2 separate regions of the Mus musculus genome follow, and region 1 is linked to region 2. Evidence: chromatin loops called from intact Hi-C (ENCODE). Cell type or tissue: left cerebral cortex. All regions are shown on one strand.

Region 1 (2,500 bases), 68 kb before region 2:
CCTCCATTAATAAGATGGAGAGTGATCAAAGAAAACTTCATATATACACACATGCATGTGCACCCACACATGCACAAAGGCATGCAAAAAAAATGAAAACATAGAAATAGTCTTGCTTAAATCATAACCTACCTTTCCAATAATGTGAAAAAAGCCAGGCACTCAAGAGACAGACACAGGAGATCTCTATGACTTTAGGGCCAGCCTGGTCCATATGTTGTTGAGTTCCAGGCCAGCCAAGAGCTTCATAATAAGACCCTGCCTCAAAAAAAAAAAAAAAAAAAAAAAAAAAGCAGGTGAAAAGATAGCCATAATAATAAAAAGTAAATTGGTTAGAAGCATACGAGGAGCATCGAGCTTTTGGGCTGTGCTTTTGCAAGGGAGAAAACAAAACTTCTTACCAGACATGATGGTGCACATATGTAATTCCGTAATCAAGGAGGATAAAGCAGGAAGACCAGAAGTTCAGTCCAACCTGGGCTACACAGTAGGACTCTGTCTCTAGAGGAAAGGAACCTCTCAGGAAAGAAGGCTTGAGCCCCCCTCTAGGTGCATGGGGAGCAGCCGTCCGCGTTCTTCAGGGTGGGGAAGTGAAGCCCTCTTCCCGCAGTGAAATGCTCCCGTGTGACCAGATCTCTTTCCCCACAGTGGTCTCTGCTCTCAACAAGGCCTGGTGTGTGAGCTGCTTTGCCTGCTCCACCTGCAATACCAAACTCACACTCAAGTAAGTACTGGGTCCAGTCCATTGTGATTACCAAAGCTAAAAGATTTAGATGCCATTTAGAATGTAAAAGGGGAAGTGATTGATTCCTGTCTCTTTTTCTCTTGAGTCCTTCTGAAAGTACATGTTCTTCTTTAATTGTTCCTGTTCTGTCCTTTCTTTGTTCCACTCAAAGGGATAAGTTTGTTGAAATTGATCTAAAGCCAGTCTGCAAATACTGTTATGAGAAAATGCCAGAAGAGTTTAAGAGGCGACTTGCCAAACGGGAGAGAGAAGCAAAGGATAAGGACAAGCAGAGAAAGAGAAAGCCAGTGTGTCTGTAAACGTTCTGTCCCTCCTACTCCATTCTCATTGCTTCTCTGTGGTTAGTCTCTTAGGATGCCTTTCTTTTCTGTGTGTCTTTTTGTTGTTCTGTCTTTTTTTTTAAGCGTGGTTTTTTGGTTTTTTGTGGCCATAGAGATTGAAATACTCGTCCTGTGTGAACTTGGTTCTTTTGTCTTTTACAAGTATAAAGCTTAATGAGACCCATACTTACCAAGGGCTGTGTAATATGTACATATCTGCCGCAGCTCAGCTTTTCTGTCAGTGTGACCAAGAGACACCTTTTCTCTACAACCTTTAAATAGTAGTGGGAACAGTTTTAAAGTATTTTATGGCAATTAACTGCTGTGGTCTTTGGTTTCTTTACCTAAAATTATTTAACTGAGGAAGTGGAGTGTTGGGTGTTTTAGAACCACACGTGCTCGCAGCATGTCTTCTGGCTGAGCAAAGCCACCTAGATGGCATAGCAACACTGTCCTCTGCAGTGCTCTGTATGCTCACTCCCTGCCGCTTGTGAAGGCATTTCCTTGAGTTTCCAGACTCTTACTCTTGTTTTGTATGGGTATGCTTCAGTCTTGGACGTTCTGTTGGATCACTGACATGATTAGTTCATGGTTTTCTTTATGGTGGTTTGAACTTGAAAAGAAGGTTTGCTTCATTTTCTTATTTCCTTTTGTTGAAGAATTAAAAGGCAAATATAAACTTCAAACAAGAGAACTAGTCTCACTAAAGGAGGAATCATATATTTTAAGCTTTTGCCACCAAAAATAGTTTTTGTTCTAAGAAAACATTGGGAAAATATTTAGTTTAGTTATAGTTACAGAGTACATGTAGTTCCAAAAACAGGCAAGACCCAGAATTCCCCAGTTAAATGACTTTGGGCAGCAGAGAAACCAGAGACCAGCAACAGTTGATAGATGTAGAGCTACTTTAAAACTGTTCCAACTACTATTTAAAGATCGCAGAGAAAAAGTGTCTAGGCCACACTGTGACAAAAAAGCTGGTCTGAGCCTGCACATGAGACAGGCCTGTACATTCAAGCCTCTTACCACCATTTAAACCAAACTGCCCCTCAAGTATTCATTTACCAACTGGCAACATGTAACATTTGAATCAGCGTTAGTTTCTTTGTTAAAAAAAAAAAAATGGAAAGCCAAACTCAGAAATGTCATAATGTACAAAACATATTTGTAAATACATGGGTAGGGATTATTCTTGTTATTAACATTGTTCTTTAAAATCACCTCAGTGCTGGATGTGATAGTATACATACACCTTTGACCGAGCATGCAGGAAGCAGAGGCAGGCAGATCTCTGTGAGTTCAAGGCCAGACTGGCCTAAGTAGAGAGTTCTAGGTGAGCCAGAACTACATAGAAAGAAGCTGTCTCCAAAAGAAAAAGAAAAAAGAAAAAGAAACAAAATGACTTCAAAACAATTATTGTTATCTGTAACAGTGT
Region 2 (2,500 bases):
CCAGCAACCACATAGTGGCTCACAACCATCTGTAATGGGATCTGATGTTTTCTTCTGATGAGTCTGAGGATAGCTATAGTGTACTCACATAAAATAAATAATAAATAAATCTTTAGAACACATACCAAACTTTATAGAAACTACCTACTATTTTTCTATTTCTTTTGGTGACTGTAGAGGATGATTTAATGATATGTTTTATTCTTTCCTTTTTGCAGAAATCCCAGAATGAGAAAGTGACTGATAGAGTTGGTATTGAGCATATAGGTGAGACTGAAGTAACAAACCCTGTTGGCTGTAAGTCTGAAGAACCTGATTCTGATACCAAACACAGTAGCTCATCCCCTGTTTCTGGGACTATGGACAAACCTGTCGATTTGTCCACTAGAAAAGAAACTGACATGGAATTCCCAAGCAAAGGTAAAAGTTGATCATGTGTTTATATTATGCAATATATAAGGTTCTGCCTATGTGTTTGAGAAAATAGAGTAGATTCTAAGAGCTTAGTTGAAAATGTTTAAGATGAATATAGGAGCATAATGTATTTGTCACAGTAATCAAACAATCATTGCCTTCTCAAAAAATGAAACAGTGAATAGTAACATTTTATCATTTGGTATATTTTTTTAATTTTAATTTTTATTTTTTGGTTTTTCTTTTTTTTTTTTTTTTCCATTTTTTATTAGGTATTTAGCTCATTTACATTTCCAATGCTATACCAAAAGTCCCCCTTACCCACCCACCCCCACTCCCCTACCCACCCACTCCCCCCCTTTGGCCCTGGCGTTCCCCTGTACCGGGGCACACAAAGTCTGCGTGTCCAATGGGCCTCTCTTTCCAGTGATGGCCGACTAGGCCATCTTTTGATACATATGCAGCTAGAGTCAAGAGCTCAGGGGTACTGGTTAGTTCATAATGTTGTTCCACCTATAGGGTTGAAGATCCCTTTAGCTCCTTGGGTACTTTCTCTAGCTCCTCCATTGGGAGCCCTGTGATCCATCCATTAGCTGACTGTGAGCATCCACTTCTGTGTTTGCTAGGCCCCGGCATAGTCTCACAAGAGACAGCTACATCTGGGTCCTTTCAGTAAAATCTTGCTAGTGTATGCAATGGTGTCAGCATTTGGAAGCTGATTATGGGGTGGATCCCTGGATATGGCAGTCTCTACATGGTCCATCCTTTCATCTCAGCTCCATACTTTGTTTCTGTAACTCCTTCCATGGGTGTTTTGTTCCCAATATTTTTTGGTTTTTCGAGACAGGGTTTCTCTGTAACTCTGTAACCAGGCTGTCCTGGAACTCACTTTGTAGACCAGGCTTTTATTTTAATTTTTTTTTTAAAGATTTATTTATTTATTATATGTAAGTACACTGTAGCTGCCTTCAGACACACCAGAAGAGGGCGTCAGATCTCATTACGGATGGTTGTGAGCTACCATGTGGTTGCTGGGATTTGAACTCAGGACCTTTGGAAGAGCAGTCAGTGCTCTTAACTGCTGAGCCATCTCTCCAGCCCTTATTTTAATTTTTAAACACAGGGTTTCTCTGTGTAATCTTGGCTGTCCTGGAACTCATTCTGTAGATCAGACTGGCCTCACACTCAGGGATCTGGCTGCCTATGCTGCACTAAAACACCCTACCTATCTTTTGATTTTAAGCTATTAGAGAATAGAGAGCATTATGATTGGCCTGTCTGCATAAAATAGAATAATTTGCTTGCATGGTAATTTTCTTGGTGTTAAATAATACTTTAACTTAACTGTTGTTGAATTATATATTAGTATTACCCAAACATATTCACGGTGCTTTAGTTAAAGATTATTACTGTAGAAACTTAACATTTTTATGATACTAAAATTTGTACAAGCTCCAAAACTAACTTGTCATTTACAGTAATTACTATGTGTCTCAGTTGTTCTAAGTTGGAAGAAGTGTCTTTGTGAATTGTGTTTCTTTATATATGGACATCTATATCATCATCTTTTCCTTTCCAGAAGTAACCCCAACATAGGTCACAAAGAGCACATTTGTGGCACTTTATCTTTAATATGCTGGACAAAATAGCTAACTTTGTAACCAAAAGCTCTGTTTTCAGAGAACACTAAGTAGGCCAAAGAAATCTCAGAGATCATGAAACTAGTAGAATTTAGACAAGGTGTCTAAATGTAAAGAACACAGGAAAATTTAGTTTAAGTGCCCACTGCTTTTGCAGAGTTCAGTTGATAGCACCCATGGCAGGCAGGTAACCCACACCTTCAGCCTTTTTTCTCCTTTCTGGGAGCCTGCACTCATGTGCATTTATTTACTCACACATAGACATGCAGAAACACACAGTTAAAAATAACAAGTCTTGCCAGGTGGTGTTAGAGCACGCCTTTAATCCCAGCACTTGGGAGGCAGAGGCAGCTGAATCTCTGAGTTGGAGGACAGCCAGGGCTACACAGAGAAACCCTGTCTCCAGGGGTGGGGGGAACCAAGTCTTTTAAAAAATGTTTAGTACA

Evidence for each region. Peaks named below come from ENCODE experiments on the same cell type or tissue, not always from the same donor. Only the 100,000 strongest peaks of a DNase experiment are listed, where the experiment ranks them.
Region 1: a loop joins it to region 2, with 2.1 times the contacts of the local background. A loop is called at or near these places in 2 of 42 quality-filtered maps.

What each region holds. Positions count from the first base shown.
Region 1 is chr10:58,417,751-58,420,250 of GRCm38, forward strand. It overlaps Lims1 (LIM and senescent cell antigen-like domains 1), which reads left to right. Exons shown (of 11, transcript NM_001193303.1): 9 at 649-724; 10 at 897-1,036. Among named protein-coding and RNA genes, the nearest start is that of Lims1, 25 kb to the left of the region's middle. In left cerebral cortex, no CTCF peak of the experiment used is centred here; a DNase peak (open chromatin) is centred at 1,030.
Region 2 is chr10:58,485,462-58,487,961 of GRCm38, forward strand. It overlaps Ranbp2 (RAN binding protein 2), which reads left to right. Exons shown (of 29, transcript NM_011240.3): 24 at 219-420. Among named protein-coding and RNA genes, the nearest start is that of Ccdc138, 11 kb to the right of the region's middle. In left cerebral cortex, a CTCF peak has its summit at 1,369 (motif pointing right); no DNase peak of the experiment used is centred here.